Linked DNA regions of Homo sapiens: region 1 is linked to region 2. The links are chromatin contacts, found by Hi-C in ENCODE. All regions are on one chromosome and are shown on one strand. The core of a region is the stretch at or near the end of the contact, and the rest is flanking DNA. Distances in the headings are between cores, read along the strand shown.

Region 1 (7,600 bases), core at 2,778-5,277, 410 kb before region 2:
AATTAAGTAACTTTCTTCTGATGATAAGAGCACATTGTAAAACATCGAAACAATGAAGAAAGGTATGAAGCAGAAAGAGAAAGTCCCATAGTCCCAGTTCCCAGAGTTAAGCACTGATTTTAGGTGTATATTCTAGACTTTTTTTATTTCTCAGTGCATACATAGTCTCTTTCTCCAAACCCCTCCCAGAGATGGCACAAAATTGTTCGTACACGTTGCTTTGCCTCTTGCCTCCCCTCCCCACCTCAGGGGGTCATGGACATCTTTCCATCTCGGAGACTCTGTTTTTGACCATGAGGGAGCTGAGGCCTAGAGAGATTAATTAAATGTCAGCCTGAAGTCTCCCAGCTGGAAGGGATGAAAATGGCCAGGCGCTCAGCTAATATTCATCCTTTTTCATTCATAGCCAACCTAATTTAACCTTCAGTAATCTCTTCTCTCTCGTTTTTCCTTCCAAGAGTTTCTCAGAGCTTTTCTGTGTGATTTAAGGGCCTTCCTTTCTTAGAAATCTGATAAGAATTGGAGCCATAACTATTTCTATCACTCAGTCATTTCTGAAACTGACTTCTAGTTTCTTTCTTGATATCTTTCTCCTTTTGTGGCCTCTGGATCTTCCTTGATTTTTGGCGAGATAAAAGCTTTCTTGTAACATTGCCCTCCATTTTTGTAGTTCCCAGTGACCTGACAGCAGAGGAGCGTCAAGAACTGGAGAACATCCGACGGAGAAAACAGGAGCTGCTGGCTGACATTCAGGTAGGAGAGTGGCATGGTGGTTTCACCAACGTAAGAACCACAGTGACAGTTCCATTTGTATGAAAGGGTGTCCTTTGCAGAGTGTCTCCTCAAGACACTTTTGACCTGCCCTCACTACAGCTCTGCACAAAGCGTAGGTGTTGATAATCAGTCACCTTTCCTCTACAGCTGAGGAGATGCAGTGTCAGAGAGGTTGAGTGGCTTGTCCAGGTTCACCCAGTTGGTCGGTTGTCGGAGCTGGAGATAGCCTGCAAGACTCCTGTCTCCTGAGTAGTCCTCTCTGCTGTGTTTGCCCTTGCGGAGCAGAGTGGATGAGGAGAGGCAATGAGAATGTGGGCTTCAGGCGAAGCTCGGCCCACGCCCTGGCTCTGGCTCTGCCGCTTACTGGCTGAATGATTTGAGACAAGAGAGTTCCGGTTCCTTGAACTTCAGTTTCTTCATCTGTCAGATCATGAAAACACCTGCTACACAGTTGGAAGGACTTAGCATGAAAGACAGCATAATTTCTGGTCCCTATAGATGTACTTAGTGATAGCAATTTTACAATTACAATTTTTCCAAGTTCCTTTTTGTAACTATCAAGCTTGTAGGAAATAAGTCTAGAAGCCAATAGTTGGATTATTTTCGCCCTAAGACAGCAAATGTTATTCTTTCAGAATTCTTCACAAGACATTAGGAGTGGGGTTAAGGAGGGAATCCTGTTGCCCAAAGTAGCAAAATGAGGAAAGACTTGACTTTCTCTGGAGTTGATTTAAGTATATTTTGATAGTTCTCCCTGATCCTTTGATTTCTGCTTCACTGGTAGATCGTGAGAAAGCTAAGCAGCTCTCCACTTAAGCCCCACTTCCCCGTGAGAGCCCATCCATTCTGACCAACAGTGTGCTGGAATGAGGAGGGTGGGTGCGGATGCACAGCCGATTTGATCAGACATTCCCTTTGCCAGCCGCTTGGTGGCATTGTTGCCCTGGCACAGCTACTGCAGGCTCTGCAGCCTGGGCTTTGGGTAGGAGACTTTGTCCTCTGAATTTTCTGGCATGCTTGTGTTTAGTAAGCTGCAGACTTGTTCTGAAAGATTGTGATGAGGCAGCCAGGTTTTGTTTTTCACACAGCATATATGCTTATAAACTTTCCTAGACCGTAAACTCCTTGAGGTCAGAGGCTGTATTCTTTTCTACCTTGGTGTTTTCTGGAATGCTTACTGTTTGGTAGGCACTCAATAAATATTTCTGAAACATGAATTTTCCTAATTTACTTTTTGCATTTTTGTCATATTTTGTTTCATTTTGCTTTATTTTGTTTTTGGTTGGAGGGAGTTATGTGAGATTTTAGAAGTTTTAATTTGATCTGCATCTGCCTTTCCTGCTGACTCTGGACTGTCTGTTTTATAGAGGCTGAAGGATGAGATAGCAGAAGTAGCTAATGAAATTGAAAACCTGGGATCCACAGAGGAAAGGTGAGTCTGCCCTGCTGCCAGGTGGCTTCTGTGGTTGTAATTCCTTAAAGCACCCAGGCCTTAATTATGCTTACGTGGCACATTGAAGGAAAAAGTCAGCTTTGTGTCTTTCTAATTCTAGCAAGCACATACACACCCATAATGTCTGCCTTCCATCCTTCACCGCAAGGCCTCCTGAACATAGGAGCTTCTTCCAGTGTTTAAAAAATTGAACTGGAGGCCGGGCGCGGTGGCTCACGGCTGTAATCCCAGCACTTTGGGAGGCCGAGGCAGGTGGATCACGAGGTCAAGAGATCGAGACCATCCTGGCCAACATGGTGAAACCCTGTCTCTACTCAAAATACAAAAATTAGACGGGTGTGGTGGTGCACACCTGTAGTCCCAGCTACTCGGGAGGCTGAGGCAGGAGAATTGCTTGAACCCGGGAGGTGGAGGTTGCAGTGAGCTGAGATCGCGCCACTGCACTCCAGCCTGGTGACAGAGCGAGACTCCGTCTCAAAAAAAAAAAAAAAAATTGAACTGGAGAACTTCAAAGGTCCCAGAAAGCCTTAAACTGCTCCTAAATTTTTATGTGAATTACTCCCCTCTGTTGTCCACTGTCGGTGTGCATTTTAAAGTTTCTGTTTTTCCTTTGTGTAAAGGAAAAGCTTAATGAATGCTGCTGATACGATTTCAAAGGGCTGGAGTGTCCAGTCATGTCTGAGGATAATCGTGAGCTTATTTGCACCTTCCTAATGCTTAAGGGAAGAAAATGTAGAAATGCGATGATAGTATAAAAGGACAAGGACTCTGCTTTTTTTTTTCCTTTTATTTTCATGAAATGTTAGTGACTTTGAGAGTTTAGTTTTGAATGGGGTTCCCAGACCGTTTTCTGACTGCTTAATGCAATAAATGAGCTGTTTCCAATTCACTACATGTCTGTATTTTTCTAAGCCTAAGTCTTCCTGTCTGGCTTCGTAGGACTGTTTGATTTGTTGTTTTAGACTCCTGTGGGCAGTGCCTTCAGGGTATAGTGAGGCTGAGTCCTCCACAGAAGGCAGCCAGCTCACCACGGCCAGTCTCTGTATTGTCCATTTGGTATTTTGGATTAGTTTCCCCTCTTTCCATTTTAAACACTCGTAGCTTAAATGAAACGGATACGTTGGACTTCATAAAAATTTAAAACTTCCGCTTTTGTAAAAGATAAAACTATTAAAAACTATTAAAAGAAATGAACAGGCAACAGATTAGAAGTAAATATTTGTAACAAATATATCTGAAAAAGGACTTGTATCTAGAATATATGATAGAAAGGCAGCCCAAATAAGAAAATGGGCAAAAAACTTGGACACTTTACAAAAGAAGCCATATGTGTAGTAGACACATGAAAAATGCTTAACATCATTAGTTGTAGGGGATGTAATTTAAAACCACCATGAAACGGTACTTCACATCCCCTATGATGGCTAGAATTAAAAAGACTGATGGTACCTCATGTTGGCAAGTGCTAGTGAGAATAAAATAATATAACCATTTGGGAAAGAAGTTTGGCAGTTTCATCAGCAATTCAACTCCTAGTTACTTAAGAGAAATGAAAACATGTCCATACAAAGACTTGTACAAGAATATCTATAGCATTCTTATATAAAATAACCAAAAGCTGGAAATACCCTGAATGGCTGCCAGCAGGTGACTGGATAAACAGGTCGAGGTAATAGACTATTACTCAGCAGTGTGAAGGAATGAACTGCTAGCGTGCAGCAGCACGGATGAATCTCACGAACATTGTGATGAGTGAAAGAAACTGTGGGCACCGTGTGCTTCCATGCGTGAGCATCTAGAACATGCAAACTAAGCTGTGCTAGTGTGCTAGCCGAAATCATGACAGTGCTGCCTCCGAGGTGGTTGCTGGGGCGGGGTGGGGTGGGGTTGACTAGGAAGGGCCATAGGGAACTTACAGGGATGGCAGGAATATTCTGTATTAATCTGAGTGGTGCTTCAAGGGTATATGCACTCATCAAAACAAATTGAACTGTGCACTTAAGGTGTGTGCATTTTGTTAAATGTAAATTTTACCTCGATCTTAAAAATGTAAAAAAAAATGGCTTTTTTCTGACTATAAAGGTAATACACCTTTACTGCAGAAAATTGGTAAAATACAGAAAAGTATAAAAAACAAATTTCTCATAAACACTTATCCCAGAGATAATCAGGATTCATATTTTGGTACGTTTCCTTTCTGTATATTCCGGTGTCTGCACACACATATTCAGAATTCAGTGTGCCCTTTGTTTTTCTCTTGATTAATTCTCTGTCAGTTACCATAGAACAGCAAGGAAACGCAGACACCAGGAACGTGAGTGCATCCAAAGTACTCAGCCAGTGAATTTGGGAAGACTTGTAACTCATGAACTGCATCTGAAGTTGTGAGTCAGGAAGTAGTCTTTAGGTTATTATTATTTTTTAATCTGGAACTTAAAATGGTTTTCCGGTATCGAAAGCGCCAAGACGGAAGTGATTCTGCACATCCCTGAGGATCCATCCATACGGGTACTCAGGCTCACCCTGCATTTGTTTCTCAAGCAGGCATTACATTTGCTCGGACTTTCTTATAGGAGAGAATTCATGTTTCTCATCGACGATCTGATGCATTTTGTAGGAATGATCCTAAATACTATTTAATCAAGCAGAAATAATATACTCATGTAGTACAGGATTTCACTTTCTGAAATGTATACGCGTCAGTTAACTAAGGCGATCCAGTAGCAGTAAGCTGTTTTCCTTTGGACACCTTAACTGGGGTGTCAGACCTGTGTAGGCTGGGGAAAGCCACTTAGAGAAGTAGCTGCCTAAGGCCTAGAGCTATAGGGGCTCCAAGTGGGGCAGATAGAGAAGTGAGCTGGCTAGCTAATGAAATTAGGGAGCCATCTCTGGTGTGTGTCCCAGGCAGTCATGTGGCACAGACTGTGACTGGCGGATATCTGGGAGTGTGCGTTCTGGTGGCTGCAGGAAAGCCTTTGGTGAGGACTGGACTGAGGCCCAGGAAGCTGAGCATTCCCAGGAGTTTCACCCCTTGCTTCTGTGGGCACCTCTGACGCTGCCTCACCACTTACACTGGAAACCATGAAACAGGCCTTCCTTGTGGTATTTGTTTGGAAATACTGATCAAAGTAATCTTCCTGGATTTAGAAAAAAATGATTAGACAATCATTTTAGTTAAATAGGAATTTCTAGATACCTGGTCATAACCCTTCATTCTGGCTGAAATTAAATGGTGTTTCCCCCATGACTTTGTTTCCTAAGGCAGCTGTTGACAGGGGAGCCCAGATTATCTTACACCTGGAAGTTCTGATACTACTCACAGTTTTCAGGTGTTCCTTTCAAAAGGTCAAAACAGCCTGGATGCGATGACTCATGCCTATAATACCAGCATTTTGGGAGGCCAAGGTAGGAGGATTGCTTGAGGCCAGGAGTTTAAGACCAGCCTGGGTTACATAGCAAGACTCTGTCTCTACAAAATATTTTAAAAAGTAGCCAGTTGTGGTAGTATCTGCTTGTAGTCCTAGTTACTCAGGAGGCTGAGGCCGGAGGATCACTTGAGCTCAGGAGTTAAAGGTTGCGGTGAGCCACAGTCACACCACTGTACTCCAGCCTGGGTGACAGAGCAAGACCCTGCCTGTAACAAAAACAAAAACACAAAAAACACCAACCCTCAAAACACTTAGGAATATTTTCTTCCCTCCATGGATTTAGCTAGAGAACACATGTGTTCTTTAAGGCAATAACATTTTATGATTTTATTTCCGAGCAACTTTTTTGCTCTCGGAGATTATAAAATTACTATTGATATTGATGGCAGTGGTTCTTAAATTTGGGTGCATACCAGAATTACTGCAGGAGGTTTTAAAAATTCAAATTCCTAGGTTCTGCCCCTTGTACTTCTGAGTTACTCAGCCGGTCCAGGGCCTTGCTACTCAGACTCCACACATGGGATCATGTTAAACATACAGCAGAAGCACAGGCCCCTTCTCAGACATAGAGTCAGAATCTGTTTTGTTGAGGCCCCAGGTGACGTGTATGTATAAACGAGCGGAGCGTCTTCACGTCTGATATGCTCCCAAGGCTGCTGGTTGGTGGACCAGACTTTGAGAAGCTTGGTCTGTGAATCTGCATTTTTCATTCTGATACAGTCAAGAAAACTGCCTATTATTTAGCAACTTCTTAAAAAGTTAAATACAGATGTACCGTATGACCCAGCAGTGTCCACCCCTGGGTATCTACCCAAGGAAAATGAAAACGTGTCCACACAAAGACATATATGCAAATGCTGATAGCAGCCTTCTGCATAATTGTCCCAAACTGTAAACAGCCTAAGTGTCCATCATCTGGTGAATGGATAAACAGATGTGGTTTATCCATACCATGGAAGATGACCCAGCAGCAAGAAGGCATGTAGTACTGGCCCACGCTCCAGCACCATGACCTTGACAACATTATGCTAATGAAAGAAGCCAGATCTGAAAATCCACATCTTTTATGATTCTGTTTGTATGATATGTCCAGAATAGGCAAATCTGTGGAGACAGACAATAGATTAATAGTTGCCTGGGGATGGAGGTAGAAGTAAGGATTAACTGTAAAAAGGTGTGAGGAATTCTGTAGGGGAGATGAAAATGTTCTAAAACTGGATTATGGTGATGTTGCACAACTTAGTAAGTATACTAAAAATTCAAATATGTACCTACAGTAGGAGTATTATAAGTAAATTATACCCTGATAAAGTTTTTTTTTTTTTTTTTTTTTTTTGGAGACGGAGTCTCACTCTGTCACCCGGGCTAGAGTGCAGTGGTGGATCTCCACTCACTCCAACCTCCAACTCCCAAATTCAAGTGATTCTCCTGCTTCAGCCTCCCGAGTAGCTGGGATTACAGGTGCCCACCACCATGCCTGGCTAATTTTTGTATTTTTAGTAGAGACAGGGTTTCACCATGTTGGCTGGGCTGGTCTTGAACTCCTGACCTTGTGATCCACCCACCTCGGCCTCCCAAAGTGCTGGGATTACAGGCATGAGCCACTGTGCCCGGCCTACCCTGATAAAGTTTTTTTAAAAATCATGTTAAAAAAAGAAAACTGGCTGGGTACAGTGGCTTATGCCTGTAATCCCAGCACTTTGGGAGGCTGACGCAGGCAGATCATTTGAGCCCAAGAGTTTGAGACTAGCCTGGGCAACACAGTGAGCATGGTGGCATGCGCCTGTGGTCCCAGCTACTTGGGAGGCTGAGGTGGGAGGATCACTTGAGCCCAGGAGGCAGAGGTTGCAATGAGCCGAGATAGCACCACTGCACTTCAGCCTTCAGACAGAGAGAGACCCTGTCTCAAAAAAAAATAAAGAAAACCTCTGTTCCAGGGTAGAAG
Region 2 (6,576 bases), core at 2,013-4,512:
CAGGTGCCCACCACCACGCCGGCTAATTTTTTGTATTTTTGGTTGAGACGGGGTTTACACTGTGTTAGCCAGGATGGTCTCGATCTCCTGACCTCGTGATCCGCCCGCCTCGGCCTCCCAAAGTGCTGGGATTACAGGTGTGAGCCACCGCGCCCGGCCTCACACTGACCTTCTTAAATAACACAAGAGCCTCGGGAGTACAGATCTAAAATCACACCTTCGATGCTGCTGGAGTCTCCGAAGCACCTGGCCAGGCCGCCTACAAATCAGCATGTGAATTCTTCCAGAACGCGTAGGCAGCTCCTGTAAATTGAGGAAATCAGACTCGTAAAGGCTGTGACTCAGGTTCTCCTCATCATCTCGAACACCATCAAAACAACAATAGAGACACAGAGCAGCATTCACTTCGCGGATGGTTGCAACATAGGAAAAGCAACCACTCACCAGGGCTTTCTTGGATTTCTTGCAAATTACCGTACTCTCTCCGCCCAGGGGTCACCAGCCAGGGCTGCTAAGCACCTAAGATCGCGGGGAGGGTGTTGGCCTGGGATTCCCGGCCAGGATGCAGGACTAGCCTTAGTTCTGGGATATTCTCCCGACTTTAAGGAGGGAGGCCTCTTCCTGTGGTCAGTGGCCATGGCCTGTGAGCCTGGACTTGCGGCCAGGGTAGGATCAACACACAATTCCCCCTTCACCACCATGTCACATGCCCCCAGGCATTGCAGCCGCCAGGGTCTGGGGTCCTCACTCTCGCTTTCCCAGCTGCATCCCACCAGCAACCACAATTGGCCTTGGCGTGTACTCTTCATCCAGACTGCAGCTGCCTCCCTACAGTACTCTGGGGAGTCTGCCCTGCTCTTCATGGTCACACTCTCCACCTGCCTCACTCACCACCGTTCACGGTCATTTATTGGCCCTCCAGGCATGTCCTGGGGACCTCTCAAGCCCTCCCTTGAAACGCTTAACCCATCGGGTTAGGGCCAAGCAGGAGGGGCTTGTGTGGATTTGAAGACCCTCTGGACCAGGGATTCCAGCGATAAGCATAAAGGAACAGGCCTGAAGGCCAGGGTTTGGAGTGCTGTTTTCCTGGGCAGTGATAGCCCAGAATACCAGGGGTCAGGACTTGGGGCACACTGAGTTTGAGCATGACTGACCCTCGGAGGCACTGCCTCATCAGAGACTCACTCAACTAGCCAGGCCCTCCTGCACGGGGAGGGGCCCTGTCCTCTGCAGACTCTCCCTCATGGTCACAAGACACCCTTGGGCAGGCCCAGGCCATGTGCCTCTAGGTCCCAATGCAACAGAAAGGGAACTACTTGGCCGGGTGCAGTGGCTCACGCCCGTAATCACAGCACATTGGCAGGCCTAGGTGGGTGGATCAGCGGAGGTCAGGGGTTCAAGACCAGCCTGGCCAACATGGTGAAACCCCATCTCTACTAAAAATACAAAAATTAGCTGGGTGTAGGCCGGGCACGGTGGCTCACGCCTGTAATCCCAGCACTTTGGGAGGCCGAGGAGGGCAGATCACGAGCTCAGGAGATCGAGACCATCCTGGCCAACATGGTGAAACCCCATCTCTACTAAAAATACTAAAAAATTAGCCAGGCGTGGTGGCGGGCGCCTGTAGTCCCAGCTACTCGGGAGGCTGAGGCTGGAGAATGGCGTGAACCCGGGAGGTGGAGCTTGCAGTGAGCCGAGATTGTGCCACTGCACTCCAGCCTGGGGGACAGAGCCAGACTCCGTCTCAAAAAAAAAAAAAAAAAATTAGCTGGGCGTGGTGGTGTGCGCCTGTAATTGCAGCTACTTGGGAGGCTGAGGCTGGAGAATCACTTGAACCTGGGAGGCGGAGGTTGCAGTGAGCCAAGGTCGTGCCACTGCACTCCAGCCTGGGTGACAAAGCAAGACTCCATCTCAAAAAAAAAAGGAACTACTTGTAGGTAAAGCAACTGAAACCTATTTATAGGGCCATCTGACCCGGGTTGGGACATGTATCCTATATCGTTATAACCAAGGGGGTGAGAGAGTCAGACTGGCTTAGACCAATGAAGGCTCATCCCTGGGGTAAAGTGGATGGTGGAGAAGAAAGTGACAAAAGTTCACTATGAGAGGTGATCTGAATGAGCCCCAAAGTCTATGATTAGAAGCCAAGAGCATGGGGCCAGTCACGGTGGCTCACGCCTGAAATCCCAGCACTTTGGGAGGCCGAGGTGGGTGGATCACTTGAGCCCAGGAGTTCGAGATCAGCCTCGGCAACATGGCAAAACTTCATCTCTACACAAAATACAAGCCAGGCATGGTGGCATGCACCTGTGGTCCCAGTTAGTTGGGAGGTTGAGGTAGGAGGATCACCTGAGCCCAGAAGGTTGAGGTTGTAGTGAGCTGTGATCGTGCCACTGCACTCCAGCCTGAGCGACAGAGTGAGACTTTGTCTCAAAAAAAAAAAAAAAAAAAAAAAGGCAGCCTGGAGGACAGCTGCAGCAGCACCGTGCATCTGTATCCTGGGTGTTTAATAACTGATTGTTGAGGAAGGAAGGAAGGAAGCTGGACACAGAGAGGCAGGTATCCAGCTCTCGCTTCTGGGAGGTTGGTGGAGATGGGCACAGAGCCCAGGGCACCCGGCCAAATCAGGGGCAGGTCCAGCTAGGAGGGTCCCTTCTGAGAGCAGCGGTCCAAGCTCGCTCCTCCCTGGGAGCAAGAAGCCTGGTCAGAAACAGAGACTGAAGCAGGAGGTGAGTCCATGTGAGGCCGTGGCTTGGACACCAACCTGAGATGTTGGAGACATGGAGTGAGGCCCCATGGAGAGGGCAGATGAGGAGGGTGGATTAGGGCTGATCTTGGGAGCTGTTGCCCCCATATCCCTTTGACATTCGCCTTGGCAAACTTTGTAGGCCCGGAGGAGAGTTCTCAAAACACAGTGAGTGTGACCTGAGGGACACAGCCGGACTGGGCTGCAGGTGGGTGGATCCGAGGTGGATGAGACCAGCCCCTGTTGTGTCCTATGCTTAGATCTCGGGGCACTCTTGGGCGGTCTGTAACTGGCAACAGTGTCGCCCCCACGCAGGGAAAGCCGAGTGGGACCCAGGGTGGTCCTTGGGGAGCCCTCCACCCAGGCTCCAGCTCCGGCCTGCCCGCTGGCCAGGACATTACCTGTTCCCAGAACGCCATCTGCCCCAGAGGCCATTCACCCTGGCGGCAGGCTGGGCCAGAAAGCAAGTGCCCAGCCCCAGAGCCAAGAGTGAGGCATGAACGATGCCAGCAGAATGCCACACGTCCTCAACTCGGGCTGCCTGAAGCACAGATACTGTGGCTCCCCTGAGTTGGCCCTTTGACCATGGAGTCCACCGTCCCCAAGGAGGTGCTGGGGACAGAGGCATCGGCTCGGCAGCGTGAGGGTTTCTGTTTGCAGACAGGACGGTGCAACACACAGGTGAGGCTCACACGAGTTTGCCCTGGAGACCCCGCCTGCCTCAGAGAACTGGGGGTGTGGAGAGGCCCAGAAAGCTTCACAGATGTGGGGCTGACCAGCCTGGGGGAGAACCCTGTCTCGGGGGATCCCCACTAGCAATCCAGAGTGGACTGGGTGTGGGCTGAGAGGGGCCACTGCTATGACTGGGAAGCTTGGAGGTCTTCAACTGTCAGTCCCATTTTAGGAGGAGCAACTGACCCAGGGGCTGACTGAGTGTGTGCCCAAGAGAGGAGGGTCTGCCTGTCCGCATTGAGGAAGGCGCCTGCTGATGGGTGTCAGGGGTGCGTCGAGCCCACTCTGCCCGCTCTGTCTCCAGGGACCCTCCCTGCTGCTCTTCAGTCTCCTTCCTCGCTGGGGGCAGATCATGCGGGGCACGGCGCAGGAGGAGAAACTGCAGGGCAGCCGGGCACCATGGCTCACGCCTGTAATCCCTGCACTTTGGGAGGCTGAGGTGGGCGGATCACCTGAGGTCAGGAGTTTGAGACCAGCCTGGCCAACATGGTGAAACCCCATCTCTACTAAAAATACAAAAATTAGCTGGGCGTGGTGGTGGGCGCCTGTAATCCCAGCTACTTGGGAGGCTGAGGCAGGAGAATCACTTGAGCCCAGGAGATGGAGGCTGCAGTGAGCCAAGATCATGCCATTGCACTCCAGCCTGGGCAACAAAAGCGAGACTCCATCTCAAAAAAAAAAGAAAGAAAGAAAAAGAAACTGCAGGGCAGGCCCAGCTGTGACACTGGCAGGGCCCAGTGCAAAATGAAGATGCAGGGCTCCTTGTTAAAAAATCACTAAGAATTTCGAAATGGTGACGGAGATCATTAAACCCAGCACAGCGTGCTCTGAGCATGGGGACCAGTGCACCTCCATAGGTCACACACCCCTGGAGCTGGCCCTGCAGCAGGGAGATTAAGGGGAGTCCGCAGTGAGGTGGCATCTTATCTTTCTAATGGGCATCTTAGGCGCACACACAGTACATACAAAGGCCCTGTGGCCGCATGCCAAGGCTCCTGAGGAGGCCCTGAAGTCTGCCTCCCTCTGCATACAGTGAACCATTAAACCTCTAAACAACCAGAGAAATAGGTGTCATTAGTCCCATCTTACAGAGGAGAAAGCGGGGCTCAGGGAGGTGGAGGGACTTTCCCAAGGACACTCAGCAGGCAGGCGGCAGAGCTGGAACCCAGAGCCAGCCCAGCGGGCTCCAAAGGCTGGCTTGGGCACACTGGCCATACCACAAGGCAGCTCCTTGTCCCAGCAGGCAGGGCTCCTTTGTGCTGTGGAGCCCAGGCCCCAGCCCCCACTCCCTGGGTTCAAATCTCAGCTCTGGAAGTGACTCAGCCTCTCTGAGCCTCAGTTTCTTCCTCTGTAAAGTGGATATTGTATTCATAGGTCCTCCTTTGATAGGATTGCTTCTCGTGATACACGCAGGATGCGAAGAACAGTAGCAGGCACGGAAAAGGCCCCAAATAACATCTTCCATGGATGCCACTGTGGCCTCGCTCGCTGTTCTTCCTGCCGCTGCCGCCCAGCCTGCAGGTCTCTCCCACTTTGGGTAAATAACCCTTCCCCACCTTTGGCAAGCCGGGCCACCTGGCAGTACGTGCAGGGCTCAGGTCACTGCCCACACCCACCCGTGCATGCCCAGGTAGGACACACACACTCTCTCTCACACACACTTACACTCGCACTTACACACACAACACACACACTCATTCACACTTACACTCAACACACAAACACACTCGCACTCACACACAAAACACACACACACTCATTCACACACTCACACTCAACACACACACGCCACTCACACACACACAAAACACATACTCACACACACACATACACTCACACACACTGACACCCCTTAGCCTGGTGTCTTGAGCCAAGTACGAGGCTGCGAAGGTCTCCCTCTAGCGGCCCAGAAAGAGTAGATGCTCACTCAGGCCTGACTTAACTCACTGGAGGAAGCCGCGGGAACTCCTCTGCCCTGGGCTGCAGCCGGATCCTAAGAAGTTCCCGTCCTGGCTGGGGGGTTGGGCATGGTGGCTCACACCTGTAATCCCAGCACTTTGGGAGGCCGAGGCAGGCGGATCATCTGAGGTCGGGAGTTTGAGACCAGCCTGACCAACGTGGAGAAACCCCGTCTCTACTAAAAATACAAAATTAGCTGGGCTTGGTGGTGCACGCCTGTAATCCCAACTACTAGGGAGACTGAGGCAGAAGAATCGCTTGAACCCTGGAAGCAGAGGTTGCAGTAAGCCAAGATCGCACCACTGCACTCCAGCCTGGGCGACAAAAGCGAAACTCCATCTCAAAAAAAAAAAAAAAAAATAGAATCCCAGGTCCCGGCCATGCCTAGACACCCGCCTTCTGTCCCTTCATTCATCTGAGCAGCAGGAGCTGAACACTTGTCAGCAGCAGCCCAGCCCAGAGGCTAGAATCAGAGCCAGTCCCACGTCCAGGACCCGAGGAGGTCCCAAGGCTTTTGGGGGGCCAAACAGAGCTGGCTGAGGGGTGACGAGTAGGAGGTCTCACAGCCCTCAATGTCAGGCACAAGGGGAGAGGCAGGGTAGCCCAGGAAGAAGGACGTGCACAGGCAGGGGCTCCATGCCTTCATGCCTGGGGCTGGGGCAGGATCCGGCTGCAGAGGTGAGGCACACACAGTAGGACTGCAATAATGAATACACAGAGTAGGACTGCAGTAATGAGTGAAGGAATGAGCGCATGAACCGACAGCCTTGCAGGTTTGTTTTTGTTTTTGTTTTGTTTTGTTTTGAGACAGAGTCTTGTTCTGTTGCCCAGGCTGGAGTGCAGCAGCATGATCTCAGCTCACTGCAACCTCCGCCTCCCAGGTTCAAGTGATTCTCCTGTCCCAGCCTCCCGAGTAGCTGGGACTACAGGCACGCACCACCATGCCAGGCTAATTTTTGTATTTTTAGCAGAGACAGGGTTTCACCATGTTGGCCAGACTGGCCTTGAACTTCTGACCTCAAGTGATCGGCCCACCTCAACCTCCCAAAGTGCTAGGATTACAGGCATGAGCCACTGTGCCTGTCCAGCTTTGCCACTTTTGTATCACAAGCCCCTTGTACCTCTTAACAATAGATTCA

What was found. A loop is a pair of places that touch in the nucleus more often than their neighbours do. Pooled maps may share reads with other maps.
Region 1: a map of chondrocyte shows a loop between it and region 2 (2.6-fold over the local background). The contact joins two enhancer-like sites. A Hi-C loop is called at or near these places in 1 of 168 maps with a recorded cell type or tissue (chondrocyte), 1 of 37 single-sample maps with no recorded cell type and 14 of 50 pooled maps.

What each region holds. Positions count from the first base shown.
Region 1 is chr17:78,702,803-78,710,402 of GRCh38, reverse strand. It overlaps CYTH1 (cytohesin 1), which reads left to right. Exons shown (of 14, transcript NM_004762.6): 2 at 671-753; 3 at 2,142-2,206. Among named protein-coding and RNA genes, the nearest start is that of SCAT1, 75 kb to the right of the region's middle. Within about 2 kb of position 4,027, at least 9 of the 41 ENCODE cell types and tissues checked have a DNase peak (open chromatin) inside an H3K27ac peak, as active enhancers do.
Region 2 is chr17:78,288,762-78,295,337 of GRCh38, reverse strand. No RefSeq gene overlaps it. Among named protein-coding and RNA genes, the nearest start is that of LINC01993, 14 kb to the right of the region's middle. RefSeq lists a silencer at 3,338-3,607. Within about 2 kb of position 3,262, at least 2 of the 41 ENCODE cell types and tissues checked have a DNase peak (open chromatin) inside an H3K27ac peak, as active enhancers do.